2 separate regions of the Homo sapiens genome follow, and region 2 is linked to region 1. Evidence: chromatin loops called from intact Hi-C (ENCODE). Cell type or tissue: dorsolateral prefrontal cortex. All regions are shown on one strand. Links, peaks and the distances in the headings refer to the core of each region. The heading gives the core; the rest is flanking DNA.

Region 1 (16,686 bases), core at 4,283-12,282:
CCTCAATAGAAGCATATCTTTTGGAACAATTTTAGATTTACAGAAACTTGTGAAGATAGTATAGCAATTTTCTATATACTATGCATCTAATTTCTATTATTAACATCTTAGATCAGTATGGTAAATTTGTTACAATTAATGAAACAATCTTGATTTATTATTTTAACTAAAGTCTGCAGTTTATTAAGATGTCCTTAGTTTTTACCTAATGTCCTTTTTTTCTGTGCCAGGATCTCATCTAGGATACCACAGTACATTTAGTTATCATGTTTTCTTAGGATCCTCCTGGTTGTGACGCTTTCTCTAAGTTTCCTTTTTTTTTTTTTCCTTTTAGAGACAGGGTCTCTCTGTTGTCCATGCTGGAGTGCAGTGGCATGATGTTGGCTCACTGCAGACTTAACCATCTGGGCTCAAGCGATCCTCCCACCACCTCAGCCTCTCAAGTAGCTGGGATTTCAGGTACACGCCACCATGCCCAGATAATTTTTGTATTTTTGGTAGAGATAGGGTCTCACTTTGTTGCCCAGGCTGTTCTTGAATTTCAGGGCTCAAGTGATCCTCCTGCCTTGGCCTCTCAAAGTGCTGAGATTACAGGTGTGAGCCATTGTGCCTGGCCCAAGTTTCTCTGTTCTTGACAACCTTGATAGTTTTGAGAATGCCAGGTCAAATACCATCCCTCACTTAGGCTTTTCTTATGATTAGACTGGGCTTATAGGTTTTTGGGACAAAGATCACATAGGTAAAGTACAAGTCTCATCACATTATATCAAGGGAGCACACTGCAAATGTGACATAACTAGTTGTTTTTTTTTTTTTTTTTTTTGAGATTTTATCTTGCTATGCTGCCCAGACTGGAGTGCAGTGGCTATTCACAGGCATGATCATAGTGCCTTGCAGCCTCAAACTCATGGCATCAAGCAATCCTCCTGTCCCAGCCTCTTACGTAGCTGGGAATATAGGTGCAGGCTGCCATGCCTGGCAATGATTTATAAGTGATGTTGACCTTGATTACCTGGCTGAGGTAGCGTTTGTCAGGTTTCTCCACTGAAAAGCTACTTTAAAAAAATCCCTTTTTCATAATGCACTCTTTGGAAAGAAGTCACTATGGGTGGCTCAGAGTTAAGGAGTAGGGATTGACACTCCACTTCCTTGAGGGTAACATATTTACATAAATCACTTGGAATTTTTCACGCGAGATTTGTTTCTTTTCCCTCGTTCATTAATTTACTCAATCACTTATTTATATCAGTATGGACCCATGGACATTTAATTTATACTTTGGGTTATGATACAGTACTACTTTATCCTGTTGCTAAATTGCTTCTGCCCTGGCCATTGGGAGCTCTTTCAGTTGGCTCCTGTGCCAGCAGGGGGCAGTTGTAAACATACACTAGGTTGTGGCACCACGGTCTGTGTCAGAGGGAGGGCTGGGAGCCGTCAGAAGAGCCCTTGAGGTTTGCCTGCAGGAGGCATGGGGAATGGATAGCAGAGGTTGGTGGACCCAGAGTTCTGTTTAGCAACTCAAAGGTTCTGCGGATTCTTAAGCAGGAGGATGACATTATGAATAGTGTCTTGGATGATTACTTTGGAAGCTCCATGCATTGCGTAGTTTCACTCATTCATTCATTTAACAAACTTTTAAAAATCCTGTTCTATCACCTGCTGGGGAATGAGGGTGGAACATGATGGGGAAAGAGAACTAACACTTACTGAGAGCCTACCTGCCACATGGCATTTTATACACTCAATTCCAGGTAATTCTCATAGCAACCCAGTGAGTTAGACATTGCTTTCAACATTTTATGGCTAAGAAAACTGAGCTTATTCTAAGAATAGCCAGCTGACATGTACAAAATCTAACTACCCTGCAACTGCTGTCCTGTGAGGTAGCAAAAGCCAACCATATGAGACATCTGACCAATCCCCAGTGTCTTACCCCAGCACCAGAAATGTAAATAAAGAAACCTTCTGATGATTCCAGTCCCTGCCAGCAAACAACTGCAATTGCACAAGAGACCCTGAGCAAGAACCACCCAGCTGAGCCCAGTCAACACTCAGAACTATGAATGATAATAAATTGTTTTATTCCACAGAGTTTTGGAGTAGTTTGCAGCAATATAAAACGGATAAGTGGCAAACACAGGTGGTGTTTTTTTCCTCTGCACTATCTTCCCTCTGGTAGTGTCTGCTGTTCTGACAAGGATTCTAGATTGAAGCAAAGAACATGGGAAGCCATTACATTTATCTATTGAGGATGCCATTTGGGTCTGGCTTGAGCTGGGTTCTTGTGGATGAGAAGAGGCAGAACTAGGTGGCATCTTAAGAGAACTTGCATTAGGGCAAGATAGCATTTACATTAGTGCATTGTAGAGGGAAAAGATAGTGAGTTTGTTATCAGATAGTATTGAATTAGCAGTTGCTTTCTCACTTCCTGGTAGTCTAACCTTGGATATCTTCTTTAACTCTGATTCTCAGTTTCCTTGTCTTTACAGTTGGGATGATCTGAGGATAACAACAGATCCAATGAGGCAAAAGTAGTAAGTACTCAATAATTGTGTTCCCACAGTTTTCTAAACATATCTCTATTATAGCACCCATTGCATTGCATTTGAATTGTTTATTTTCCAGTTTGTCTCCAAAATACTCAAGTCAAGTAGACTCTGAGCTTCCTTAGGAAAGCTTATATTACATATTTTGTATTCTTGCTGATTAGCACAGTATACAGAACAGATATAAATAGCTGCTGAATGAAAGAAGGAATTGATGAATCAGTGAGTAAAGATGAATTGTGGAATGAAAGAAGGATAAAAAAATAACTTGAAGGTAACTAGCCTATTTGGTTTGGGGTTTGAAGGTAGCATTTGTTAAAAGGGGGAAAACCAAGGTGGAAAGAATTCTAAGAACAGTAGAAAGTGATTGGTAGTAATAGATGTAATACTAGGCTGAGAAACAGATCTGGCCAAGAAAAAAGTTTCAATGGAGTGTTCAGAAGCCCCAGGTGAAGGTGTTAAGGAAGAAATGGGTGCTGAAGGAATGGAAGCAGCATTGGAGTCCTCAGGGTTGGCTGGAGATGCCTGTATCCACACATATAGAGTATATGCTTTCTCCCCTGAGGAGTTTATTTAGCAGAAGGTGGACATATTAGATTGCATGATACTTAAAGAACACATTTCCTATTCATCTAATCATCAAATATTTATGAATCATCCAATGTATTCTAGCAACTGTGCCCAGCATGGGAACATTGTGCTGATCCAAGTATGTATAATGTTTCCCCCTTATCAAGCATATGTTCAAAAGAGAAGAGAGTCATTGAACAAATTATCAACCAAATAAATAGGTAACTATTAATTGAGTTACAACTTGTGAAGAGAAAATATAGAGACTGTTCGCTTTTCATCAATTCCATTCTGTCCATCTTTAGTCAGAGAACGCCTGAGTTTCAGCCAGGAACATGACCAAGCATCTAGCATCTTTTGCAACTTGCCCAAGTGACTAAGTTCTGGCCAATGGTAAATAAACAGAATTATTATTATTAATTTTATTATCACTTCCTGAGTGTGCCTCAAAAAGGAATCATGTATATTCTCTTGGTCCTTCCCTGCTTCCTGCTGGCTGGAAGATAATAACTGAAACTGCAGCCTTCTACTGCAAGATAGAAACCATGAGTTGTAGACTGTAGAACTTCCCATATAGTCTTGGACTATGGATTATAATGAGGCAGAAGAATGAATTTTCATCTTATTTAAATCATTGTATCTTTTGATCTATTTATTATTGCTGTTTAGCCTATATCTTAACTAGGAAAACTACTAAAGAGGGTGTATTAGTTTGCTCAGGTTGCTGTAACAAAATACCATAGATTGGATAGTTTAAACAGAGAAATTTATTGTCTTGCAATGCTGGAGGCTGCAAGTCTGGGATCAGGATGCCAACATGGTTGGGTTCTGGTATGGGCTCTCTTTTTGGCTTATAGACAGGCACTGTCTTGCTGTGTCCTTACATCATGACTGGGATACAGAGAGAGAGAGAGAGGGAGAGAGAGAGAGAGAGAGAGCACAAGAACAAGACAGCACTCTGGCCTCTTCTTATAAGGGCACTGATTCCATCATAAGGGCCCCACCCTCATGACCTCATCTAACCCTAATCATCTCCCAAAGCCCCCATCTCCAAACATCATCACACTGGGGGCTAAGCCTTCAATATATGAATGTTTGGGGGACACAACTCAGTTCATAGTAGAGGGCAAGGGGAGGACCCAGTTTAAATGGGAGTAAAGGGACAGGAATCTCCCATGAGGAAGTATCTTTGAAGCTGAATGAAGAAGAGTGCTCCAGATAGAAGGAATAGTGTGTATAAAACCCTTGAAGGGGGAAGGAACTTGATATTTTCAAAGAAGTATGAGGGAAAGCAGGTGAGAAAAGACCGGGGTAATCCCAAATGAAACAGGAAGTCTCTGATGGGTTTTAAGTAATGGGGTACCATAAACTGATTTGCATTTCCAAAAGCTTCCTCTCTACTGGGGGGATTGGAAGGAAAAGGAATGGATGAGGGGGTATCACTCAGCCTCACGGGGGGATAATGGCAACTAGCCCTAGAGCTGTTGTTGGAGCTGGAAAGAAGTGATGAATTTGAATGATATTTTGAAAGTAGAACTAACAGGTCTTTTTAATGGATGGGATATGTGTCAGGGAGAAGCAAGGTGCTTTCAGGGTGATCCCCAAGTTTTGAGAGGGAGGAGACTAGAGGGTAGAAAAAATTGGCAGATTAAGACCACGTGTCCAATGTCTTTTGAAGATGTTATATAGAAAAAGAGCCCCAAATCCAGCATTCAGTACCCACCACTGTCGATTATTAGCCATGACCTTGGGGATGTTACAGCTTTACCAACAAAGAAAACAAGGTTTTGAGATTAAGAAACATAAAGTCAGCATTTTGAACTTAAAATTCACAGAAGTAATATGTCATAGTAGAAAGCATGGGCTGTGAAGACAGGTGTCCAGTTATATTACTTCCTTATTGGGTGACCTTGAGGAAGTCACTTAAATTACTAGAACCTCAGTTTTCTCATGTGAAAAAAAATTAGTGGGCTTGTCCTGTGGATTAAAAATGATAATTTCTGTAAAACAGTAGCAGGCTGTCTGGCATGGTAAGTGCCAAGTAGATATATGCTTAATTGCTCCAAGTAACTTACATTTAGTGTTCAATATGTGTAGAAATCAGATAATTTAATTGTATATTTATATTCCAAAACTCAGAAAGGGGAAGACTGAGAGACAAATACAGGCTGAATTGCCTGAACTGCAGCAGTCATTACACAGCCCTCTTTCTTCCCGGGTCTGAATATTGAAACTGGGAAGTGAGTCCCTGAGGGGTATTGGAGTTAGACCCTGTAACTCACTGGTCAACATGTTCTGTTTTACAATTTTCCAGAAGGTAGCAGTGATCTTCTGGAAAAGTTGTCAAGCACCAATAGTAAGCTCTGAATGCAACTTCAACAGTTGTCATTATTTTTTAGATTTTTCATTTATAGAAAGTCCATGCAGCTTCCTGGAATTTGGGGGTATTTGCTCAATGTACTGTGGGGAAGTGGTCTGAGCCTACAGCAAGAACACCACTTTCATAGTTAATAACTAAATAGTCAACAAGCGCACCCACTCAAAGGGCAAATCTGGCCAAGGTATTAGGATTTGTACTAAGAAAAATGCCTAAGGTATTTCATGGATATTTGATGAAAGTACTTGGTCATCACCATGATTTTAAATTCCAGTGACCTGGAAATTCTGAAGGATGATTTCAAAAAAGTTTTTACTCTTTTTCATCTCAGTGTGTGGTGGATGGTGCAGAATGCATTCCTTCTGTAGAGTTACCCACAGGTGATAGCCTTCTTCTCAGTGTGGCAGAGGGGACATGGTGGGAACCCCTGAGGTAGCTGGACATTTATCTGGACCTTGGTGAGAGAGCCTGGCCCCTTGGTACTTTGAAAAAATGTGCAGTTTGGATGGGAACCTTTGGAAGTCAACACTGGAGAAGTGGTGGGACTTTGCCTCCGTGGGGTGTAACTTGATCCTATTGGGAAACAAGGATTTGCCTTTTACAGAGTTTTGCCTCTATCAGATGATAATAATGAGATTCTTCAGCTTCTCCTTAGGCATTATTCTTGCACCTGTTGCTTGTGGGGCTTGAGTTTTTAATATGCTAGATGCCACTTTATGTCTCATTCCTAGTGCTGGGTTTTAGCAACACAGAAAGCAGAAAGCCTGACGTTCTACAGCCATATGCTTGCATCGTTACTTAAAGAGAAAGATAGAAAGAGCAGAAAACTCTTGATATTTGTTATTTTAATTTTTCAAACAAGAGGAGCAGAGCGAATTTCCACAAGTGAGAACAAAACTAAATCGTGCTGAAGAGAAAATCTATTCTTCTATCCTTTGGACTTATTTTTTTGTACAAGTAGATCATACGTAGGTTAAAATAATCACAAAACTTGGAATTTATCCAGTTGTATAGTGGGTAATTACAGAGTTGCTTTGTTTAATGATGTGGTATTTTATAGAAGGGCATTTTTAACCTTTGTCACTAGTGCCAAATGGAAGGGGACACAGCCCTTCATAAAAGGTATCATAATTCTAATTGCATGTAAAGTTTATTTAGAAGCAATTCATTTTTAAAGACGTGTTCCAGTTTGTGTACTTTGTTTTTAGCGGGTAAATATTGCGGACGTAAATTGGTTTGTGGTAACAAAAGTAAAGTAAGAGCAAGTGCTTGTTAATAATCTGTTTCACTATTCATATTTCCAAAGTCCAGCTCTGGCTAACAGAGACGCTGCAAATTCATTTCTAAAACACAAGGGAAGGCCTTTATATAATCAAGTGGCTCATTAGAGAAGATCAGAGGATTTCAAAGTACACTTTAAAAATCAGAACTAACGTATTGTATTTAAAAACAAGATCAAAGTGGACACCATGTCCAGAGATCTTTTGCATATATTATCCTTCCGTATTATTATCAGAAGTGACTTTCATTGACATTCACTGTAAGTCCATGCACGTACTAATGATAGATTAAACAGTTAAACCACCACATTTATTCATTTGACATGATTATTGGGTGACTTATGTGCAAAGCGGTGTGAAACCGAATACCACATATAGTGTCTGTCTTTTGTCTTTGAAATGCTGCTACTGAAGTGGCACTTTCAAAAGAGAAGTCATGACACCTTGAATGTTGTCCTGGGGCCAGGATCATTTAAAATAATTAATAGAAGTGGAAAGTGTATTAAAATTTCTAAAGGCTTTAAAATGTGAATTTAACTAAATTCAAACATTTATTGAGCACCTCATGCACAAGGTACAGGGCTAGACAAAGTGGGTTGTGCAAAAAGGAATAAATCATGGTCTTTGTCCTTGAGAAGCCTTTGGTTTAACGGGGAGACAGTATATGCAGATCTATGATATTATAGGAGTTATGAGAAAGTGAGAGACAAGATGCTGCGTGATCACAGAGGTGAGAGGAATTGCTCTGTTCAGGGGCAGCAGGAAAGGCTTCGTGTGGAGACTGAGTCAGACCCTGAAGCACAGGTTTCAAAGCATGTAATGAGGGAAGAGCCTTCTCCATGAGTACTACTCTGGACAAAGGATGGAGATGAGGAAGTGCACTGTGCATTTAAGGAAGCATTTCCATGTAGCTGTGCTAAATGTCCCATGAGGGGGATCATTGCATGAATGGCAGAAAAGGAAGAGGATGAAGTGAAAAGTTTCAGTGATCTGAAAGTGATGATCTGAGTTTATAGTCTGATATGGTTTGGCTGTGTCCCCACCCAAATCTCCGTTTTCGTGACAGTGAGTGAGTTCTCAGGAGATCTGATCGTTTTATAAGGGGCTCTTTCCCCTTTGCTCCTCACTCTTCTCTCTCCTGCTGCCATGTGAAGAAGGTCCTCTGCCTTCCACCATGACTATAAGTTTCCTGAGGCATCCCACAGCCATGTGGAACTGCGAGTGAATTAAACCTCTTTCCTTTATAAATTATCCAGTCTTGTAATATTTTTATAGCAGTGTGAGAATGGACTAATACATAATCCTTCTACTTATTAACCACATGCATTTGGGTGTCATTTACCTTTTGGAACCTTAGTTTTCTCATGTCTAAAAAGATGTAGTTAATTTCTGCCTGGATGGTTAGAATAAGCTAGCTTACACTGCAATAACAAACAAACTGAAATCTCAGGGACTTAAAACAATAAAAATAGAATGTTTTCTAACATCAGGGTTTAATTTGGTTTCTAGGGGTGGGAGCTCTGCTGCAGAATGAGTTTTAAGCGCTTCATCTTGAGATGCTTTTGTCTCCCACACAGGTCTCCACATTCACCACCAGAGGGGAAGAAAGAGGGAAAGAGTGTGGGCAATCTTTTAGGGAGCAGGTGTAGAAGTACATTAAGTCTGTTCACATTCCATAGACCAGAACCAGTCCCATGGTTCCACCCAGGTGTCAGCGGCTTAGAAATAGAGTCTTCGATGTGCCCAGGAAGAAAATGAACTGTGTTGGGATACACATGACAGTGCTCTGTGAATCTCCAATATTACTGTGAAAATAGTTCATAGGGCACTGTGTCTGAAATAATATGTGTGAAAGGACTAGGGCGATGCAAGTCACTCCTGTCATGTTAGTTTCTTAAGACTGGAAATAGTTACGGGCCAGCCTATCAAGGGTCTTCAATTGTTGTCAATTTGAGAATTTATAATTTACTTCCTAGGTTATGGGGTTAAAAGCTTTTGAAGAGGGGAGTTACTTGAAAAAAAGTATGCTTGAAGAAGATTGGACAACTACCTATAGGGCTGGAGGGTCCTGGGGAAAACTGTAGACAACGGTCTTTCGTGGTTGTTGAGGGACTATAGAGCCTAGACATAAGCCAAAGCCAGGGTTCTGGAAAGGCAGGCAGGGAAGTAGGAGGATGGCAGCAGACTGAGATATTTTATTTGTCTTTACATCCACAGTATCTTCCACAGAAGCAGTACCTTCACATGCGGTAAATAAATGTTGCTGAATGAATCAATAATGACTTAATGAATGGATGAGGAAATGAATTCCATTTTGCAGAACAGTTAATTTTGCATTTGACTTTCTCTCCATATAGATAATAAATCCTTCGAGGTTGGGAATCATTTTTTTTTCATTATGAAAGGTCATGATATGAGGCTAAAATGCACAAATAATTTATGGCTCTGGGTGGCAGTGAGTCCTCATGCATGCAAATCGGGGAAGAGAAATTTGCAGCTGGGGATTATCCTGGCGGCGCCAAGACTAACAAACAATGGAGGGACAAAGCCCGTGGACATGGGGAGACTGAATCATTGTGAGATAGGAAAAGAATACTGGCCTATGCAGTTTAAATCTTTTATTGATTTCAGCATGTTTCTCACTCATCAGCATGACATTTTAAATAACAAAGTATTCCTTTGTTAAAATCCAGAGGATTATATGAAATAAACACTACTTCATATGAGAAACTCAGAGTTGAAATAAATGAAAATTTTAAAACCCTATCCATGATTTTACAAAAGAGAAACTATAAAGATAATTTTGTTTGCTTTTCAACTTTAATGTAATATCTGTGTAAACAGAATGTTATCTATGTTTGCTGTACTGTAGTGTTTCACTCTATATAATCCTCGGGATTTTAGTAATTTAGTTATTGCTTCTGATAAATCATTTAAACATTTCTTTTGTATTTTCTCTGTTTCTCTAATGAACTTTTTTAGTCATCTGAATCAGCAGGATTGGTGGTAAAGAATTTCATAAAAATCAGCGAACATCCTCAAAATTGTACAATATAGTTATCAAATCAATTATAAGGTGAAACATTCATTTATTGATTTAATAGACATTGACCGAATATCTTCTATATGATAACATGGTGGTGGTGGGGGGATTCAATGGTGAGGTAATGATAGATTAGAATCCTTTTTTTTCAAAACATTGGAGAGCCAGTGCATTGAATTTCTGCCATTCAACAGGCTGAAGCAGATGATGACAAACTCTTCCAAATATTTTTGGCCAGTGGAGCTTTTCAATCAATCCTCCCTTCAACTTTAAGGAAACAATATTTGCTTTTTATTTTAGTGTGTACTTGTAACAATAATTAAGCCGTTTTTCAGCTATAAAATGGCCAACAATCAAAGGGCTATCAAATTTTCCCGGCTTGGCTTCCTAATTCTTTTTGTTTTAGGGTTAAGAGAAATTTGTCTAGGTATTTTCAGTGTATATATAATATATATGAATGCAGATATAATACACATATTATTACATATAATATATATATTTCATACTAAAATGATATGTGTGCAATACTATATTTTCAATGACCTAGAGTGTAATAAGACTCTGAAGGCATTCTTCAGCAAAGTAAATAATGTCTGAATTATAAAGGGTAAACCTCCAAACTTCTGTGTTCTATTGCACTATACACACACACACACACACACACACACACACATATATGCATATATATATATATTTCAGTATTATATAAATTGTTCTTACAACAATTTAGTCAACTAGAGGTTAGGTGTATGAGCTAACATGTTCCTGTGCAATTAATGAATTGAGTTATTATTTTGCAGGTCATTGGAGCGGAGAACAGATGCATACAAGCCTCTATAGAATTTCACTTTCTTTAGGTGATCAAGGCTAGGATCACAGAATCCTAACCACATAGATATATTTTCAAAGCAAATCCAGCTAAAGATTAATTTTACTCATTTGTAATTTTATTTGTTTGTTTATAATAATGCTATAGTGATTTTTAAATGGATTAGACAGAACATTACTCATATTAGGAGGAGCAGAACAATGATTCTGGGAAATGTTAATCAGGGTTCCCCAAACAAAGGCTATCTGATCAGATTAGCTGGGACTAGCTAGACTGTATGCTACAGTTCCCATTTGGTGATTCAAAATATTGATTGACATTTTAAAGTATCCAGAAGGGCTTCAGTAAAAAAAGTATCGAACTTTGCTTGCCGTTAACAAACTCACTTAATAGTGCAAGGAAAGTCTATTTTTCTTGGCACAGGATTAATGCTACATTACAAGGAAAACTACAAAGTTTTTCTTTGACACCAGTTTGGGAAGCACTGCATTAGCTAATTTAGACTATGCTTAATGCTGTTAAAAAATGTAACTCAAAATGAACGCTAAGTCTAAATCGAACACATCGGTTTAGTTTCACAGCTGTCTGTGAAATCTTTGGCAATGATCTGGCCGTCCTGTTCTACTTGCATTTTCCTAAATGTGTCATGAGGTGATGCCACCATTCCCTGCTATGTGCTTTTCTTTTTGTCTTCTAGAATGTCCTTACGGCTAACTTACGCAAAGCCTGTATGTCTTAGCTCAAGTGGGACCTGTGAAATAGTTCCCTGACCTCTTCTAAATGTCGAGAACTGTGTTATTTTACGCCACTTTTGAGCTAACACTTAAGCCTGCCACTGATTCACAGATGCTGATAGAAGACACAACACTCCTGGGTAAGAGACAAAGGACTTTTTCCCTCCCTGCATAGCAAGTGGCATGCAATGAATGCTTGTGTCAGTTCCCTTCGTCTCCCAAGTCCCACTGGGGCCACACAGAGTGGTCCTGGATGTTTAATTAGTTATATTTATTTATGTATTTTTATTTATTTATTTATTTTTTAATTTTACTTTAAGTTCTGGGATACATGTGCAGAATGTACAGGTTTGTTACCTAGGTATACATGTGCCATGGTGGTTTGCTGGATCTATCAACCCGTCATCTAGGTTCTAAGCCCCACATGCATTAGGTGTTTGTCCTAATACTCTCCCTTCCCTAGTCCCTCACCCACCGACAGGCCCCAGTGTGTGATGTTTCCCTCCCTGTGTCCATGTGTTCTCCTTGTTCAACTCCTACTTATGAGTGAGAACATGCGGTGTTTGATTTTCTGTTTCTGTGTTAGTTTACTGAGGATGATGGTTTCTAGCTTCATCTATGTCCCTGTAAAGGATGTGAACTCATTCGGGGCCCTGGATGTTGCACGTGTATTTGAGAAACCCTCAGCTTAGGGAACACCAATATTTGGTAATAAATGAAATGCAAGCAAACCTACCTAAGTTTTGCCCAGGAGGGAGACATCTTTTTTTTTTTGAGACAGAGTTTTGCTCTTGTCACCCAGGCTGCAGTGCAATGGCATGATCTTAGCTCACTGCAACCACTGCCTCCTGAGTTCAAGCGATTTTCCTGCCTCAGCTTCTTAAGTAGCTGGGATTACAGGCACCCTCCACCATACCTGGCTAATTTTTGTATTTTTTTTTTAGTAGAGTTGGGGTTTCACCATGTTGGCCAGGCTGATCTAGAACTCCTGACCTCAGGCAATCCAACCACCTCAGCCTCCCAAAGTGCCGGGATTACAAGTGTGAGCCACCACGCCCTGCCTGGAGACATTATCTTTATTGTACTGTACAACATTCTTCCCTCTGCTCCAGAAGAAGACACTGTTCCTACCTTTCAACTGTTCATGTATATTTTTGAAAAGAGAAAAAAGGCTGTCATGCCTCTGCTAAGAAGACGTGTGAAAATGAGAAAGACCCACAGAGAACTGTCTCTCAAGACTAAAATCCTAGTCACCAACTTAGTGCTCTTCCTTAAATTACCCCAACCACCAGTACAATCCCACGATTCTGATCTTTCTTGAGTGGCTCTAAGTGCTGCTTTTCTGGTGGGGATGCGCTTTTCTTTCTGCTTTTATTGCAGCCAGCTGAATAACAGACAGAGTAGGTGTTCGGCAAAGTTGATGAGATACAAGGTGGTGTCTTTAACTGTTGTCTGAAGCTGTCTTCAAGTGCATTTCCCCAGTTACCTAAGGAGAAAGGAGAGAGGAATGGAATAAGCAGGCTTTCACTAAAAGGCTCAGATGGCTTTAGTAATTCAAGGAGGAAATCTTCCTTTCTTATAGAAGCAGCAGTGCCGCAGCAGCGTTGCGGGGCAACAGGACTCAGTGGCCTGCAACTCTTAAAGGCGGGGAGAGACCACACTAACCAGAGTGCTGGCAGCCACACAGCAGTGTCAAGGAAGGCGATGACAACCAACCATCGTATCAGGGATGAAACAGGGCCTGGCAGGCAGCTGCAACACCGAGTAGCGGATAGGAAGACTATAGATCATGCAGCATCTGCTTAGGAGTTTTCTGGTCACAAAAATGCGAAGAGGAAGAGGAATCAGCATGTGGGAAGGAACAGAGATGGATTATACATTGGGGGAACCCAAGTCAATAAATAAATAAATAATATGTAAGTGAATGAATGCACAAATGCATAAATACACATTTTGCAGGAAGAGTTGGGGTGTGGGGGAAGGGTTGGATTGGAGGATAAGATTAGGCAAAAAACTAGCTGGACCATCGGTAGTGAAGGGCTCCTAACTTAGGTGCTTCTCAAAGGGGAGCTCTCAGTCCAGTAGCTGTTTGTCAGGGGTCCATGAAGAGATGAGTGGAGAAATCAGGACTGTGTGTTTAGAAACTTTCGCAGCAATTTGACAGACTCTTTTCTTTTTTTCTTTTTTTTTTTTGAGACAGAGTCTTGCTCTATCACCCAGGCTGGAGTGCAGTGGTATGATCTCGGCTCACTGTAACCTCCACCTCCCGGGTTCAAGCAATTCTCCTAACTCAGCCTCCTGAGTAGCTGGGATTACAGGCATGTGCCATCATGCCTGGCTAACTTTTATATTTTTAGTAGGACAGGGTTTCACCATGTTGACCAGGTTGGTCTCGAACTCCTGACCTCAAGTGATCTGCCTGTCTCGGGCTCCCAAAGTGCTGGGATTACAGGCGTGAGCCACCGTACCCCATCAGCAATTTGACAGACTCTTTATGCCCATGACGTGTGACAATTAAAATTTGAGACTTTTATTTTGTATATGTTTAGGTTTTTTTGTATTAAATTTTTCCAATAAATACTTTTTACTGTTTTACACATGTATGTTCTGTTACTGAAACTTGGTTAGGAAACAAACTGATCTTCAGTCCAAATAGTCTGAGAAGATAGCAGTAGGTGAAGGGCTTTCAGAAGGAAAGTGGCATCCTGGGCTTGTCCTTTTGCACTGATTTCCCTGGTGCCTGCAGGGAGGATGGATTGGAAGAGGTGACACCAGGCGCTGGATTTAAGTTAGAGGGTGATGAATGGCACTCACACCCAAGAGGGATGGTGAGAGCCTGAACTGAGGTAGCAGCAAGCAGAGATGGAGAGACAAGGAAGGACTCAGGGGCCAACAGTAATAGCTAACCCTATCAAAGCACTGGGTAGGTAGCGGGCACAGTCTAAGTGCATCCTGTACTGTTATTATCACTCCCATTTTACAGATGAGGAAACCGAAACAGAGAGATTAAGTGACTGGTCCAATGTCAATCAGCGAGTCAGTGGTGGTGATGAAACTGAAGCCAGGTAGTTCTACCAGTAGGACTTCATGGTGAATTATTTGAGTGAAGCGGATGAGAACCACGTCAAGGAGGACTCTCAGGGTCATGTCCTGAGGGCCCTGGTTGTTGGTGCTGACAGGGGACAGACACGGAAGATGGAGGAAGAAGTGTAGCTTTGGTAAGAGACCCAAAAGGTGACGAGTTCATCCCTGATACTTAATGTTTGTTGAGTAAAATTGCAGAAATGCAATGAACTGATTTTGATTATTAACAAGCCTTTTAAAAATGAAAAAAATATACAGAGACGAACTATGATTTGATAGGCACTTTGTTACGTGCTTCAGTGTAATTCTTCAGATAACCCATTAGGTGGGCAGGTTGAATACAAATGGGCAAAGGAAAAGGAAAATGTGAAAATGGCCACAGTGTTTCCATCAGCCTGGATGAGTGAGAACATGTCAATAAAGAAATTCGAAAAGGGGAGTAGGTTTCTCTAGATAATGGGTGGAGAATACAAAAAAAATTATTGATTGCCTACTGTGTGTTAAGGGTTGACAGTACACTATCTTGTTTAATCCCCATAATAACTATCAAATATTTATTATTATTTTTGTTGAAAATGGAAGCCATTCTCAGAGATTTAAGTAGCTTAAACCAAAATCTCACAATAAGTAGAATTCAAACCCAGAGCTGACTAGAAGCCTCGTTCTATTCATTATCCTGTGTTGGCTATAATATGATGAATTTTATACAAGTGAAATTTGAAATTCAGGGAGGACACCATGAAGAGATGTCTAGCAGGCAGTTTAAGTAGGATGAGAAAGCAGAGTTAGAAATGGAGATTTGGGAGTGTGCTGGCTAGATTGCTGTAATGACACCCAATATTGATGCAGTTTGATGGGGCCTTCCTACATTGACCTTGGGCTTGTCTGTGTGGCTTGCTTTGCCAATGGGACAGCAGCACCTGTGAGGCGAGCGGAAAGTTGAAAATGTAGAAGATTGCGTGGGGTTTACTATCTATGTGCTTTTAGAACCTTGAGCAGCCAGGAGAAAAAACTCAGCCTAGCTGGGTAGATGATAACAGATATATGGCCTAGTTTCCTTCATGGTCTCAGCTGACAGCCAGGCAATCCCCAGAAGCAGGGGCTCCCAGTGGGACTGGCAACTCACTGCAAATGCATGAGTAAGCCCAGCCCAGCCTAGCAGAATTGCATAGCTGATCCCATTCAATGTTTCTGCCCCATAGAATTCTGAGCTAAATAGATGGTTGTTATTTTAAGCCACCATGTTTTGGGGTGATTTGTCATGAAGCAGTAAGTCATTGATGCAGAAAGCCATTGCGTTAATGGAGTAGTTGCAGACTTTGCAGATTTGAGAGTGCATGAAATCACAAAGAAGAGAAGTATTGAGATTTGAATGATTTATTTTATTGAGTTTCTTTTATATAATTTTATTTATTTTTAAAACAATCCCCAGCTCAGCAAAGTTGTGAGGACAGTGCAAAGAACCTCTTCTCTTTCTTCTTCCTTTCCTCCTTTCCCTCCTCTTCCTCTTTCTTCTTTCTGTACCATTTAATGCCCATCATTTCCAAATGCAACCATTAAAGTCAAGAAATTAACATTGATGCCTTACTAACATCTAATATTCAGGTCCCACTCCAGCTCTCCTGTTGGCTCAATAACACCTGCCAGAGAAAAAACAATCCAATTCCAAATTATACCTTGCTTTCAGTTGTCTTATCTCTATGTTCTCCTTCATTCTGGGATCATTTTCCAGCGTTTTCTTTCCAGCGTTTATAACCTCGGAGAGACTTACTAATCGGTAGCAGCATTTTGAATAGTAATATCCAAAACAAATGCCAGTAATATTTCCTAGGCTCTAAAGAAGAGCTACACCACAGTCTAATTGTTATCAAAAGGAATTCAAATATTGCCCAGAGCCCAATTATAGGGAAAAATGATTTTAGGTTTATTTTCTCCATGCCACCCCTGTCTACTTTCCAACAGTCATACAATTTAGTGAGAGGTCATCTTGCATTTCCCCAATGACCCCAGGGAGATCCCACCCTCGATCTGGGATCGTTCCCATTTCTCCACCCTCAGTACACCCAGAGGGAAAAGAACACTGGGGTGTCAGTGATGGGTGGAAAGCTAAGCTATTTTACCAGGTGGTTTTAGAAGACAAACAATATTCAGATTTCAGGAAATAGTGAATATATTTTTTTTTTTGGTAAGTACTTCTTGAAGTAAATAGTTTTCAGAAAG
Region 2 (16,686 bases), core at 4,158-12,157, 190 kb after region 1:
AATGGTAGTTTCTGCTTAAAGTTCAATGATGGGGCAGACTTCCAGTTGGTTATGAAATAGAAGAAGAAAAATTAAATGATCTAGGAGAGTGGGACTATTCTCTGGCAAGGTTGCCCATGAAGACATTTGGTCTGGGCACCTGAGCCCTGTGCACCTGCCTTTTTTTTTTTTTTTTGAGATGGACCCTCACTCTGTCACCAGGCTGGAGTGCAGTGGCCTGATCTCGGCTCACTGCAAACTCCACCTCCCAGGTTCAAGCGATTCTCCTGCCTCAGCCTCCCAAGTGGCTGGGATTACAGACGTCCACCACCATGCCTGGCTAATTTTTGTATTTTTAGTAGAGATGGGGTTTCACCGTGTTAGCCAGGATAGTCTCGATCTCCTGACCTCGTGATCTGCCCGCCTCAGGCTCCTAAAGTGTTGGGATTACAGGCGTGAGCCACCGTGCCCAGCTGCGCCACCGTGCCTGGCTGCACCTGCCTCATTTTTATCTGCACGGCAGTTCTCTCTGCTTTCCTGATGGGTGGGTGGAAGGTGCCCTGCCACTCTAACCCAACAGGTCCTGCACTCAGAGTGCTTAGAACTGCGACCTTTATCTCTCATTATACCACATGCCATAGATCCTGGCATCCAAAGGGAGTGTAGATTTCTCTGTTTTGCTTTCAAATCCCAAACCCCTGGCAGAGACTCCTTGCTTCTGCTTGAGTCAGCTGCCACATCCTATGCTCACCTAACTGCGAGGGAAAAGGAGATCTCAGGGCTGCCTGAGGCTACCCTGTGGTCGCATGCTTGTGACTAGTGACCTTGCAAAGGGAAGGAGAACCTGCCTTCTCCTCGGGAGCCCTTGACTTCAAACAGTTGGGTGCATGTTGCTTCTGTTCCCTTTATCACCCTGGCATTTTGTTCTAATTTGTCCCTTTCTCCTTTCACTCTTTTTCTGATCCCCACTCACACTGGTCTTTGTTCTTGAGGTTAAAAGAAGCTCAGGCCAGCTTGATGCTTCTCAATGGACTCCCAGGCACCAGGAACACGATTGAAGGCGCTGGCCAGGCTCTGTCTCTCAGTCTCTCTGATGTGATGTGGGGCTCCTCAGATGGTGTGGCTGATGGAGGCCCCAGCTTCCCCCTTGGTGGTCACTGGTCAGTTTTCACTCTGTCTCTTATGCAGTGTATTAACCCCAGGGGGCATTGCTCTCTGCAGCAGACAGTGGAAACAGCCTGTTGGGAACGAGGCTGCCCATCCAGCTCCTTCGATCTTCTGATAAAAGCAGACTGGGGCGCAGTCAGCAGCAGTCGGATTCCTTTAAAGACCTGCCTGCCTTGCCAAGAGAAGGGTTGTTTGTTCAGGTTTGCACTTGGCTGGCATAAAAGGCATTGCAGGGACTGGAGTAATGGTATTCTCTTGGGTCTTGTCCAGAGTAACTTTAGAAAATAATTGATGAGCACTTGTTATTTTCCCCAGCTTAACATTCAACTTGTGGGTGATCCCCATTGTTAGACTTCACCTAAACCTGGCTTTGTGCCACTTTTTTTCTTAGACTTGGAAACTCAAAAGATTACATAAATTTGTTGGTTGTAAGTATTGGATGTCTTCCCATGGAGACTGGACCAGAGACAGCAATATAGTTCCAGGTAAATTTATGAGTTTTTATTCAGGTTGGACGTTTTGGCCTCATATGAGGACATTTTAGGGCATTTTGCTGCATTCCTAGAAAACACCTTCAAATGTTGAGCTGCCAGTGTGCTGTGGGGCAATTCTATATGGGGGTGCAAGGAACACTTCTGATGAACTGAGAAGGAAAAAATGGCTTCCTGACACTCTTGCTGGGCCACACAGGTCACCTACCAAGCCGATTCAATGGCTGAACTTTTGTATAAAAAAGCTAGATAAAGCAATCCCCTCTGGCAGAATGAAAGTTTCCATTAAATGTGAGCCAAGGGCCATCAGCTAAATTGAAAGATAAAGACATGCAAAGGGTATCTAGTGCCCTGGTGCATGTGGAACTGAACCGTTTTATCTAGAGGTCGAGGGAGTCATAGTGGACAAGGTCCCTTGAGGGGAAGTGGTGAAGCCAAGGGGCTGGAGGAGATGCTCAGGCTGAGAGTGACAAGCAGAAGCCAGGAAGCTTAGCCAGAGACATGAGCCTCAGGCAGAGCTGAGTGGTCTCTGCCTGGGGAGGAGAGAAGCAAAGACATGCCAATCAGAGAACAGAGTTCAGCTGCCAAAAAGTGCAATGAACCAGTTTTCTCTCCCCATCTCCTTACAATGGAAGGAAAATTAAAAACAAACAAACAATAGACTCTCACCCATACCTTTTATAGTGCATTTGTAGCTGTTATAATATTTTTATATAGATAATATTTTTTTGAATGAGTTCTGGAGATCTAATGTACAGCATGGTGACTATTGTTAACAATACTATATTGAATACTTGAAATTTGCTAAGATATTGATCTTAGGTATTGTCATAATATACAACAAATATTAACTCTGTGAGGTGATGAATATGTTAATTAGTTTGAAGCTGGTAATCCTTTCACAATGTGTATCAAAACATGTTGTACATCTTAAATATATACAACTTTTATTTGTAAATTATACCTCAAAAAAGCTGGAAAAGATAATGAAATAATATTTTGTGCTGGATGCTTTTTTGTTGGGAAATGGCCCTGCATCAATCACATGCTCTTGATGTCAAGTAAAAATTCTTCCTTTATCCCTAGATGGGACTCATTTTTACCTTTATAATTCTGGTTACAACAATATGAAACGGTACTGTGCAAGAGTTATTTTCTTTCATGCCTGCTGTTCGTGTTTAATGACTTGGATCTCTGTTTTAACACAATATCCACAACTTAAAACTCAGAGAACTGCCAACACAGATGCTAGTTTACTTTGTATAGCTCTAAGATGAGAACTTCAATTTCATATTGGGGGAAAGTCACCTACCACTCCCCTCCCTGCCCTTAGAGCTAGAACTTGTTTATGAAGCAACCTCAGCTAAATGCAAAGAAGATAAGCCAGAAGAGAGAGAGTACATGTCTATTCCAAGTCTGTTATGTTCCCTGTTCAGCGCGTGACAGCCTGAGCCTCAGTGGTTTTGACACTATGGTCCCATGAGCTCTAACTTCTGATGAGGTTTCCTGGGGATGTGCTAAGAGCCAAGCAGAGAGTCTGTCCTCCTGAAGTTCCACTTGGTCCGTTTTATATTTTGGGATTACCTGTCACATTTGTTTTAAAGATGGTTACTCTTGCTTAAAAATAAATTTAAAAATGGTTTCTGTATAACGCTTAGTCTTCACAACATTCCTGTGGGTTTGCTACCCTGATTTCCATTTAATAGATGAAAGAATTGGGGTCCTGGGTAGTCATCTGGTGCAGGATAACAGGTGGGTAAGTGGCCTCCCGCTCAGCATTTCTCCACAGTCTCACTTAGAAGCAAGGAAAGATGCCTCTGAGAGAAGGGACTTAAATATTCATACACTAATGCTTATGCATGTTCCTCACCAAGGAGTCCCTGACTGTCACTCTATATTCTTTTGTCACTATGACGATGGACATGACAGGCAGATTTCAGAACAACATTCAACAAATATTGATTGAGTTAAGAGTCAAATAGAAATATGCTCAAACCCGAAACGAGGCTGTGAGGATATAGGGCGGTGAATGGGACACCTGCCTTCATGGAGGTTACAGCACAATGGATAGACCGATATAAATAATAAACTACAGTCTTGTTTCCAATTTTGAGAAGTACCATGTCTCATCACGATAAACAGTGTTGAGTTTGATGGGAAGAAAAGAGGTGCTCAAAGCAAACTGGCTGAGAGATGATGGCTGAACAGCAACGATGGGGGTAGAAGAACTCTAGAAAGCAGACACACAAGCTACAATTTAATCTCTTTTGTTAATAACAGCTGTCTTCTATTACTTTTTTACAATGGGATTATTAATATTAATTTTTCCAGCAACCCTAAGAGAAAATAGTGACCACAGGTGTGCACGTGTATTTACAGAGGAGAAAGCTGAGCGGTGAAAGGTCACACAACTCCCTGAAATCTGCAGCCATGAGGGAGGGGCAGCAGCGTGGAGCCCTAAAGCCATCTGTCCAGGCACTGAGCGCTTAGCCGCCCACACTCCTAACTGTGCTTCTGTGCTCCTGCTCAACACAGCCTTGACCCTGGTGCAGCAGCGTGGACAAACCACACACTCCTTTTTACGGCAAATGGAGTTTATACTGCTTGTTAGCCCCAGATTGGCTCCCCACGCTCCCCTTTCTTTCTTGCTGGAGGCCTGAGTGATGGCCGCCAGTCTCTTTCCTCTGTAAAGCTCATAGCATCCCCGCAAGCCTTGTCACCACCCCACCTGGTATCTGCAACTTGTTCCCCTGGGGCAAGTGCTCAGTCCCTCTTATTCTAACCTAAGAGCCCTAATCTCCATGGAAACATAGGCAGGGAGGGTCTTGCAAACCAACCCGGGGATCTCCGGAATTTAGGAAGCCTTGGTGTGGTCAGGATACTGGTCTAATGACCATGACCACCTTGCTAAGACTAAGAACTGTTCTCACCTCTTCTGATCGAGGCCACATCTCCGGAATGCCTTTTGTTTCTCAGTGTGTGGGCCTGGAAACTTACTGAGGTTGTGATACCAGGTGGCAGCTAATAGCCTCTTAGGTGCTTACTTGTGGGCAATTGCAAGTTTTAAAACTTTCCTGTGTTCTTGTCTCCCGCTGAAGTATTATATTTGGGTGATTTCCACAAATTTGTTTTTTCTAGTTTAAAAGAGAAATTAGACTCTATTTTTAATGTTCTTTATGAACCCCCTCCATGACAAAACAATAGCCAATAGTGCTTAAAATTTGTAAGAATGATTTAACGTCACTGGGAGAGATCATATGTAAATGTGTTTACACACCCTTGTATAGATTTCATGTCAAACCAAATTCTTCAGCCTGCAAGTTCAACTACAATTTTATTTATTTTTTTTTATTGGGATATTTTTCTTTTTTTTTCTTTTATTATTATTATACTTTAAGTTTTAGGGTACATGTGCACAATGTGCAGGTTAGTTACATGTGTATACATGTGCCATGCTGGTGTGCTGCACCCATTAACTCGTCATTTAGCATTAGGTATATCTCCTGAAGCTATCCCTCCCCCGTCCCCCCACCCCACAACAGTCCCCAGAGTGTGATGTTCCCCTTCCTGTGTCCATGTGTTCTCATTGTTCAATACCCACCTGTGAGTGAGAATATGCGGTGTTTGGTTTTTTGTTCTTGCGATAGTTTACTGAGAATGATGATTTCCAATTTCATCCATGTCCCTACAAAGGACATGAACTCATCATTTTTTATGGCTGCATAGTATTCCATGGTGTATATGTGCCACATTTGCTTAATCCAAATGTCCAACAATGATAGACTGGATCAACTAAAATTTTAAATCAGAGGTCTTTATATGCCTTAGCCAGGTTACGAGGGTTTCAGAATTTAAGGGCAAAATCTCTTACCTCTATAAATGTTGTTTCAATGTATCAAGAATCCCCAAATCATAGTCAGACAGCATTTATCCCTGGTTTATCATTGATTTATTATTTATTAAACACTTCATTATACCAGGCACTGGGGGGCACCCAGAAGTGACTAAAAGAGACCAGGTACCTGGTTTCATTGAGTTTATATTTTAGTTTAGGAAAACACACAACAATATAAAACATAAATTTTAAAAAGGTTAATTTCAGATAGCAAAAAGGGATACGAAGAAAATGGGATGGTGTGATAGAGACCCAACTTACAGCTGAGGGCGACCGGTTCTACCTGAGGCAAAGTGGTTAGGAAAGCTGTTAATTAATGGTGACCTTTAAGTAGAGACCTGAATGGAAAGAGAAGCCAAGCCTGTGAAGACTGGTGTTCCAGCAAGAGGGGTTGCATGTGCAAGGGTCCTGAGGCTGGAATGTGCCTTGTGACTTCAAGAACAGAAGGGCTTATGTGAAAAGTGAAGCATGGTGAGTCCAGGGAATTCTGGAAAACCTGGAGGAGGAGAGGAGGCTGGGTATGGGACCCTGACGTGGAGCTGGATTTTATTCTGTGTGAGGTGGGAAGCCATTGGAGAGTTTTATTCAGGGTACTGACATCACTTGGAAAAGAGTAAAAGATTACTCTGGATCACAGGATGTAAAAGCAGTGGCAGAGAGGCTTGGCAGGTGGCTGGGGATGTCCAGACTACTAGGATGGCCCTTAGACCAGACAGGAAACAGTGGAAATGGGAGAAGTGGGTGAGGTCCGTGTATATTTCAGAAGTAGCACTGATGGGATTTGCTGATGGATTGCAGGCAGGGAGTGAAGAAAACGGAGGGGGTGGTAAGGAAGATTCCCAGGCTTTTGACTTTAACTGTGTGAACGGATGGTGGTGCCATTTACTGAAATGGGGAAGACCCAGTGAGGATTTGAGGTGAAATGACAAACTCTGATTTGCGATTTGAGTGTGAAATTCATATTAAATATCAATGTGAGATCAGAGGAAGAGGGAAGGAGAAATCAACCAAGGGAAGCTGAGAAGGAGCCTTAGGTAAGTGGAATAATGAGAGTGTTGCAGAAACCAATAGAAGAAAGAGCTCCAAGAAGGAAGGAGTGGTCAACTGAATTAGGTACATGTGGAAAGTCGAATACCACAGCTGTGGAAGAGGGTCCAGTGGGGGCTCATTGGCAGTCTTGATTTGGTCAGTTGATGGAAGAAATAGAAATCTGTTTGGAATCAGTGATGAAATTGGGAAGCGAGAAAGTAGAGACAGTGGAAACAGCCTTTACTTGAGGTTACGCTGTGAAGGGGGCATTGCATGGTAGTTAGGACACTTGTACATTAAATATTGTTAAGGTGGAAGGTGTATCATACATTTGTATTTTAAAGGGAGAGTTCTGGTACTGCGGGAGGCTATCATCTTATACCAGTCAGAATGGCTATTACTAAAAAGGCAGGAAAAAAATAACAGATGTTGGTGAGAATGCAGAGAAAAGAGAGTGTTTGTACACTGTTGGTGGGAATATAAATTAGTACAACCTTTATGGAGAACAGCATGGAGACTTCTCAAAGAACTAAAACTAGGAGGACCACAGGATCTGGCAATCTGGATATCTGGATACCCAAAAGAAAAGAAATCATTCTATTAAAAGGATACCTGCATTCATCTGTTTATTGCAGCACTAGTCACTATGGGAAAACTACGGAATCAACCCATGTTCATCAATGGATGAATGAATAAAGAAAATGTAGCATATATACACAGTAGAATACTATTCAGCCATAAAAAATGAAATCAAGTCTTTTGCCTCAATATGGATGGAATGGAAGACTATTATTTTAAGTAAAACAACTCAGACACAGAAAGACAAATACCGCATGTTCTCACTTACATGTCGGAGCAAAATAACATACACATGGACATAGAGTGGGAATGGTAGATGATGAAGACTCAAAGCACTTTCAGGGTGGACATGGGTAGATAATGAGAAATTACTTAATGAGTGCAATATACATTATTTGGATCATGGATGCCCTAAAATCCCCAACTTCACCACTATCAATACAGACATGTGACAAAATTACACTTAGACCCCATACATTTATACAAATACAATTTAAATTAAAAATGCAGATGAGATAGGAGATGAGATAACTCCTGAGAGTAACCAAGTAAAGCATTCGCAAAGGTGAGTGAGGATAGGCACAGAGCACTAAGTGAAGGGTGGGTTTTGATTCCCTCTGGGGCACTTGATGTGTCTGAAGAGGAAAGGCAGAGGACAGACAAAGATATGCAGAGGCTGGTGAACTTGGTGGTGTCAAAATGAGGAAACTCCTCTTATGGCTTCCATTTTCTCAATATAACAATAAAATGATCTAAACATAGAATATGCTATACTATAAGTATAGACAGATTTAGGGGAACAATCCATTAAAAATGTAAAGGGGTGCGGGGAACAGATCCGTAGCTTACAGTGGTGAACCATCAGCTATCCAGACCCATCCATGTCCTCGGGTTTCTTTGTAACTGAGGTCTTGAGCAACCATGTCTTATTAGATATCAGCACCTACTGATAAAATGTGGGTATTGCAGTCCAGGGCTGCTGAATGTGAATGGTTCGAAGCTTCCCATTTCACAGAGAATAACATCCAAACTCTATCTCAAGGCCCCATATCTGAACCCAGCCTCTGCTCCTGCCTCAGCTTTTCTGGAAGGTTTTAGAAATACATTTTAGCACTGGAGTAGCTGAAAGGAGACCCTTAAAATGAGAAAGATGGCAAAGAAAAAGTGATTCGTTATTAAGAAAGTGCCCTTTTAGCTGATTTCTTAGAAAGATGTATTCTTTGAAAATGAAGTTTATGTTTTATAATTAAAGTCTGTGAGATAGTAGAACTTTTGATCCATTAATCATTCCGACCTTCCTGCTTTTGACTTCTGCTCAGCTGGCCTTTGTTACTCAACATACCAATATATCCAATTCCTCCCTTCTCAGAGATGCTTTCGAAGTCTGGTTTGTGGATTTCTCTTCCTTAGGCAGCCTCTTAGATACTTGTAGTTGCCCAGGCCTTGATGTTTAGCATTTTTCTCTCCACGCTGGGTACTTTCCCTCTTTCCCCGGGCAATCTCATTCACCCCAAAGACGTGAACTATCATGTATGTCCTCTGGTAACCCAGAGATCCGTATTTAGTCCCATCTCCTCATTGAAGACTGGGAATGGGTGGTCCATTCCTTACGGATTTCTCTTATCAATGCTCCACCTTATGTCTTACATTTAATTCAAAGCAAACTGGATTTGTCACTCCCCTCACTTTCAAAATCTGCCCTACCTCTGGTCTGAAGGTTGGTCAATTCAATCTTCTTTCTTACAGTGGCCCAGGTGAGAAACCAAGGAATTATGTTTCCGTCACTACCTCTGGTATCCTTAGTCCTTGGTGTCTCTCAAACATGTTCCCGCCTTCCTTCCTCTTTTCTCTTTTTTGCTGGACTTTTCCAAGAGCAACACCATGTGTTTCTTCTGTATCTAGTCCCTGTTCCTTCACATTATTTTCTTCTTACCTACTTCTCTCGTCCCATTTCTTGTTCCTCCTCTAAAAGCATAGTTGTAGCTTAACCAAACTGCTTATCTCTCTATGAATACATTAATCTTTCATCTCCGTGGCTGGCACATGACTGAAGTACTCTTTATATCTAATTAACTCATTAATTAACTGATCCATCTATTCATTAACTATCCAACTGTTAACTTTGTCTTATTTTAAATTTTGATTCATTTATTTCTTAGCACAAAGCCATTGTTGTAGTCACTGAAGAAGGGGAGCCAGGAGGACCCTCGCTTTTCCTTTAAGATCCGACTCAGAATGGGATTCTCTGCGATGCCTCCACGACCCCTCATCTGACCTAGGCTGGGTTGGGCATTCCTCCTCTCTGTCCTCACATCACTGTTACACACCTTCATCAGAGTACCTGGCACACAGTGTGTCATTATCGGTCAGCTTATCTGAGACATCTGGGAACTGAGATTCAGGGGTCTGTTCTTCATGTCTCTGTCCCAGCCAGACACATGGTTGTGGCTTATTAATACTCAATTCACCAACACAGGAACAAATGAAAGGATGTTTGAATACCAGCCACCTCTCCCAATTTTTAGTGGTTCCAAAGCAACACAACAGTGTTTTTAACGATCCATTTATATAGGTTTCCAGATAACCTGCTATAAAAGCACTGCTATTTGATTAAAGGTTCAGGAGGTCAGACTAGATGGTCTGATAAAAGATCCTCTCAATTCCCTCCTGTTAATATATCCATAGATATGGAGGGTTATCCAAGGTGAGGAGACTGACAAATGATCTAATGCAATCCTAGGCTGTGTTAATAGAGGAAAGAAGTGTGTCCAGTTCACAGAAGATAATAAGCTTTCTGCACTCAGCACTGCTGAACTCACTGCAGGAAGATTGCGATTAATTCTAGCTGCCTTATTGAAGCAGGAGAGCACCTCTCTGACATCTATCCAGAGAGGTCCAGAGGTCAGTGGGTAATGAACCTTATCTTATATAAGCAATGGTTGAAGGTACAGTGAATGTTCAATGGAGAAAAGAGACATCAGCACAGAAACACGTCTTCATGAATTTGAGGCCTGTTATTTGGGAGAGGAATTAAGGCTATTCCATTTGACTTTAAGAGCGAGGATTTTTGGGCCTAGAATTATCTACAGAATAGATTTTAGCTAATTATAAGTAAGAATGTTTTAACAATTGAAATGGCCTGCCTTTCATATTACTGAGTTTCTCAATGCCAGCAGAGTGCAAGAAGACAATTACTATTTGCTAGATAATCTCCTGAGATCAAAGATTCTACTATTCCAAGATGGTGACCTTATTTTCCTCATCTCCAAAAAAGATTTAAGAAGAAATGAAATTTAAGTACATCAGGACAATTTAGTCAACAAGAAGAAAGTCTTGGAATACAATTATACTCATGAGTAGGTCTGTCAGAAGTTTTCGGAGGTCTCAACTGCAGAATAACTTGAAAATTAGTTTGGATAGTCACTAGTTAAAATAATTTAACTACTCGTGTTCAGAATGAAGAGGAAGTAAATAGGCAGGGTGTTATTATCCCTGAATCAAGGTTTTATTTGACCTATATAATATCTGTTTTCCTTATAGTAATAGTACAGTAAATTGTACAGTAAAGCATTTTTGAGCATGGAAATAATTTAATTAAGAAAAAACCAACAATAACAATAAATAAAACAGAAAGCACAGAGGACAGATAAATGTTTTATCAATTCATCAACTGTATTGCTAACAAAATACATTAAGGAATTTGACTGTAAGACCTTACAGAACCTAAAACTATTGTTTTTTTCTAAAAAAATTGTTCCTGTTCTAATCCAGATATTTATTATTTTACCTTTACTCATGATTGCCAAGCATTTAAGTATTTTTAAATGTCTTAAAGGTTTTTTCCCCCAGCTAATTTCTATCCATATGTGGCATTTTTGAAGACAGTTTTATTAGAACAAATTAACAAATATATCCTTTATTTGAGTACTGGGATATGAAATTCAAATTGGTATTATTTTTATAGTTTATCTCTACTATCTTTGCCTGCTGCATGCATATAAATTCCATTATCATTAATAGGAGTTATGCTCATACAATGAAAGCATTTACTCATTAGTGTCTAATGCACCTCTCAAGGTTATCCTAAGGTGCAGAAGTTTAATGAGTACTTAATGAGAACTCTAGTACCACTGATTAGGAAAATCCATCATGTTTGTGATATGGATATCACAATCTAACACAGGGAAGGTAGTAAAAGTATTTAGTCCCAAATAGTCTCTTTTGTTATTAATCACATGTATGGAAAGCACTTTGTGTTGACAAAGTTATGACCTTTAATTTAGTCCATTAATACTTGAAATCTGCTAATCTCTTAAGTAATTCATCACAATTTAAATTTTCATGCAGTATATGACATTTTGTAATAAATATATTACATAAGACTGAAAAACTTAGATCATGTTTTAAAATAGAAGTTTTATAGATATTGAAAAACTGCTTGCACAAAATTTAGTAAATTTTTTGCTATTGCTTTGAAAAATAATTTACAATGGAGGAATCCATTAGCTGTTAATATGGTGGGAATGAAATCAGTCTAGATAATTCAGAGCAATCTTATTATGTCTCCATTCACATAGGTTCATAGTTATACATCATGAGCAAGAGAAAAACATTTTAAATTGTGAAATATCTTCTGAAACTCCTACTAACAGTTTGATTTGAACATTTTGATCAATTTTATCTGCTAGGTTAAAAAACCAGATAAAACATAAAGTGGAATTGTTTAAATAGGATTCTGAGTACCTTTTTACATTTTCAGCTAAACGAGGTTTTTGACATATCCATTGTTCTTAGCTGTGGTGCTAGCAATGCTTCCCATGATACCTGTTATTTTTTCTTTTTAATCACTTACTGAAAAGTTTCTTTCCCAAGGAATTGATAGGTTAACAAGTGTCCTCCTACATTATGAGATGGTGGTTGTAATGATCAAATAAGGTAATATATGTAAAAGTGCTTTATAGCCATAAAAAGCTTTATATGTATATAATTTGTTTTTGTTGGATATCAGTAAAAATGGTCTGTAAAGTTGATAGCTTCTGAATGGGAATTGGGTGGGTTGTAATAGATGTGTGGAATGGTCAGTGTTCTGGGGCTGGCTTTCTCTCTGTCTCTCCATTCTTTTTTTTTTTTCCTTCTTCTTCTTTTTTTTTTTTTTTGTTGAGACGGGATCTTGCTCTGTTGTCCAGGCTGAAGTGCAGTGGCGCAATCTCAGCTCACTGCAACCTCTGTCTCCTGGGCTCAAGCAATCCTCCTACCTCTGCCTCCCAAGTAGCTGGGACTACAGATGTGCACCATCATACCTGGCTAATTTTTGTGTTTTTTGTAGAGACAGTGTTTCACCATGTTGCCCAGGCTGGTCATGAGTCTTTTTCTATCCTTCTCCCTTTCTGTCTCTGTCTCTCATGTTCACACATCCACACCCACGTATTTCAACTGACTTGCCATTTTAATGTATACTTACTATAATTAGACCTAAATCTTATAGTCCAAATTCCTTGGGTAGAAAAAATATTCATTCAGACTGATACCTGGTGGATTTCTTAACCCATAAGAATCAAGAAAAGCATGTGGGATGATATAACAGGTACCCAGTAGATGAAACCTGAGAAATTAAACTAAAAGCAAGTAAATGAATACCATGGTAAAGATTGATGAGCCCTGCCATACTCTCTCTAGAGTAAAACAAAAAGAACAAAGCAAGGAGGAGAGGTCTTTGGTACATCACACAGGGTAGGAAAAAGGGAAGATTAGGAGTAATTGACTAGATGTTCAAATATGAAACCATTATTAATAGATCCTACGCAGGTGTCATCATTTTATTTATGACTACTTCTCAAGTGTGTTAGTTCATTTGGACTTCTATAACAAAGTAGCATAGACTTGACAGCCCATAAACAACAGAAATGTATTTCATATGGCACTAGAGGCCGAGAAGTCTAAGGTTAATGCACAGTAATCTGGTGTCTAATGAGGGCCCACTCCTGGTTTGTAGATGGCTAACTTTTGTCACACCCTCCCAAGGTAGAAAGAGAGCTAGAGAGCTCTCTGGGGCCTTTTTGATAAGGACACTCATCCCATTTATGAGGTTCCTATTGTGACTAATCACCTCTCAAAGGCCCCACCTCCCAATATCATCTCATTGGGGGTTAGAAGTTCAAGTCTGGAGCTGTGAGGACACAAACATTCATTTCATAACATCAAGGGTGATGCAAATGTGTGAGCATTAGAATGTGTCATGGAATCCTATTTATACTCACCAAATATCCCTTTGGGAAATGTAATTTTACCTCCTTTGTAATGAGAGGCTTTTGGCATACCCATTATACTATCAAAATATTAGATTACTTTGATCTCATTTTTCTCTTGCTCACTATCTAGAAGAGGATATACTATAGTATATACTAGTGGGTAGATACACTACTAGTGGGTAGTTTCAAGATGGAAAAGTTAGAGGAAGAAAAACAAGATGCTTAAATTAACCATAGCTAGATCATTACTGCCTTGGATGAATGTAATATGTATTTCAAAGCATACAGGATTTGGTACATCTTTCAGATTGATATGTACATAAAACATTTATAGCTCTGGCCTGTTTTAACCTCTAATGAATGAAATGGATGAATAAACCTTGAAGATACTGCATGTCTTGGTAAAACTAAATGTGTTGTAGAAATAAAGTAATGCTGAGCTTGATATCAATACCAGTTATTTAAAAATCTGAGTATCAGAAAGTATACAAAGCATATATATGAAGCTTGATAAATACTCACACAGTATGCCCACCACATAGATGAGGAAATAGAAACCCTATGAGGAAGGCTATTAGATGGTGATGCCTTACCCGAAGTGATCACAGGATATCTTTCAAGTCAAGGGTATCATCAATCTCCTCTTTTTTAAAATTATACTGTGGTTTTTTTAAATGGCTTTTTAAAAGAGTAGTTTTAGGTTCACAGCAAAATTGAGAGGAAGGTACAGAGATTTCCTATGCACCTCCTGCCCCCATACATGCACAACCTCCCCCACCATCGCATTCCCTCACCTCAAAGGCACATTTTTTATGATTGATGAACCGAAATGGGCACATGGTCATCACCCAAAGTCCATAGTTTACATTAGGGCTCCATGTAGATATTGTACATCCTATGGGTTTGGACAAATGTACAATGACAGGTATCCACCATGACAGTATCGTGGAGAGTAGTTTCACACCCTAAAAATCCTCCGTGCTCTGCCCATTTATCCCCCTCTCTCCCTGTGATTACCTTTTAAATAAAAATGTCAGATTTATTGAAGAAGCTGATTCAGGTAAGTTTGTAGTTCTGGAAACACAAGAGTTAATTGTGAAACTTTTCCAGTTGATGACTTTTATAGCCGATAGCATTTTCTGTATGTCTGCTTGGTCATTTACACTATCTTTAATAGTTCTGAGCATTTGGCATTTTGCCCTTGAAATGTTATGGAAATCATATCCAGATTTTTGAAAGCAACTCTGTTAGAATCAGCATTTTTCTCTGAAAAAGTCTCAGAGAAATGACTCCTTTACAATTTTAAAAGTTAATGTGTTTGGGGGGCAGGGGCTTTAAAAACATCAATTTGTAGACCAGGTGCAGTGGGATATCTCCTCTGAAGTAATGAGCTTAGGTCAAAATTTCACCCTCTGTAACTTGGGGCATAGTCCCATGTGTACAAAATTGCACGGTTCATGCTGTTAAGCAAATTCATAAAGTGATAGAGCTAAGATGAAAATCTCAGCTTTTTCAGGAATTGTTGGTTTCCTGTTAAACTTAGTGAAATCAGAAAATCATGACATTAATGAAGGATAAGAGAGAGTGCTAGTGAAAGTCTTTAGAGCCTTTTCCAAATTTTCTGCAGTTCTTTTTCCATATACCACAGCAACACTCTTGTAAGATCCTGTTTAATACATAAAAGTATTTTCCTTCATAAACCACTGTCAGAACTATAGGTTTTCCATTTAATGGCACCACAGTCCACTGAAAAGTGAAAACCATGGCCAACTGACTTTTTACTTTTAACTTCTTTTCTTCTCTTGCTTATTGACTTAAAAACAGTGGAATTGGGCAGTCCTTTGAGAAATTAGTCAATGTCAAACATTTAGCTAATTTACCTTGCTCAAGTATTTAGACAACTTCTTAAACATTTTGTAGCTTTGTAAACACATATGATGTAATAACACAAAACATATATTGAAAAATTATTCTGAGTAAGAGCCAAAGGAGGAAGAGTCAGATGAGTTTATGAAGAAAGTTAGTCCACAAAATGTGGGCAGCAGAGCTTGCTTTCTTAATAAAGTTGAGCTAAAAGCTCTGAGTTTCTTTAAAAATAAAAATCAAACAAGAAAACACTCTCAGTTACAAGATTTTCCCTGTCCCTAAGGCCATTTGGCTAATGGCAGACAGTGCCTGCTAGTGTCCTGTGAGGAACCTGTTACCTACGGACAGCTTCCCGAGCTTCTGTCCCACACTAGGTGTTTTAAATGTGTTCTTTCCATTCTCACGATAATTTTTGAAGGAGATATTATCATCTCCTGTACACAGATTAGGAAATGGAGCCAGAGAGCTTTTGTAATTCATGCAAAGTCGCAGACATAATTAACTGTGGACCAGAGAATCGAAAGCACGTTTCTCTGCGGTCAAAGTGCACGCTTTGCTTTCTACACAATTCCACTTTTCAATGCATGGCTTTTGTATATTCAGTTGTGTGAAGATTGTGACTATCTTTATAAGCTGACTTATTCAGGCCTCCACGAATATTTTCTGTAAGACCTAGTTGCTTGGGGATCAGTCCCTGTGCCTAATAAGGGGCAGCTATTCACTGTTCTTCAACTTGGCTGAAATCAGGAAAATCAAATCAACAAATCATCAGGAGGGACTGAAATATTCCAAACTCTGCTCTGGGTGTCTGGGTGTGGGTGAGAGGTTGTATAGATATTTAATTCTTAGTCTTTAATCTTATGAGGCTTAATAATCTGGCCAAATAAGCCATAAGTATGGGGAAATGTAATGATTAAATATTAAAATAATACTTAAGAATGAAAAGTTGAAGAGTCACAAGAAGCAGTATAAAATAAATTGACAAATGAATAATACAAGTCATTGCTAGAATATTTCAAAGGAGGGAGACACAGCTTTTATGAAACTGATCAGGAAAGGTTTTATGAAGGTGGCAGAATTTCTAAACTCTCAACTCAAATTAAATGTTCAGTTTTTTTTTGTTTTCATTTATTTAAGTTTAACAGAAAATTGTACAATTAATTCCAGTCCTCAGAAAATGATACTAGAATATTGGACAATGCACTCCACTGACCTTTTAGGAGATTTCCAGCAAGTGAAACTAGGGTGCATTCATTGTGTTTTGTGCCTTGGAATTTGCAAGTGATTGTTCTGAGGGCTATAGACACACAGCAGAGAAAGCCATAATATTTAGCAGTTCAAAGACATGGACAACTCCAAAAGATACCCCTTGAGAAGTAGTGTAATAGAATTTTCCTTATTGAATGGCTGAAGAAATAGAACAGAAACAGAC

The links. Peaks named below come from ENCODE experiments on the same cell type or tissue, not always from the same donor. Only the 100,000 strongest peaks of a DNase experiment are listed, where the experiment ranks them.
Region 2: it touches region 1 in a loop (2.7-fold over the local background); 6 of 110 quality-filtered maps call a loop at or near these places.

Annotation. Positions count from the first base shown.
Region 1 is chr13:102,938,952-102,955,637 of GRCh38, forward strand. No RefSeq gene overlaps it. Among named protein-coding and RNA genes, the nearest start is that of ERCC5, 100 kb to the left of the region's middle. In dorsolateral prefrontal cortex, for the core only: CTCF peaks have their summits at 9,236 and 9,442; a DNase peak (open chromatin) is centred at 9,290; H3K27ac peaks cover 3,067 bases.
Region 2 is chr13:103,132,386-103,149,071 of GRCh38, forward strand. No RefSeq gene overlaps it. Among named protein-coding and RNA genes, the nearest start is that of SLC10A2, 74 kb to the left of the region's middle. RefSeq lists an enhancer at 1,931-1,990. In dorsolateral prefrontal cortex, for the core only: a CTCF peak has its summit at 8,113; no DNase peak of the experiment used is centred there.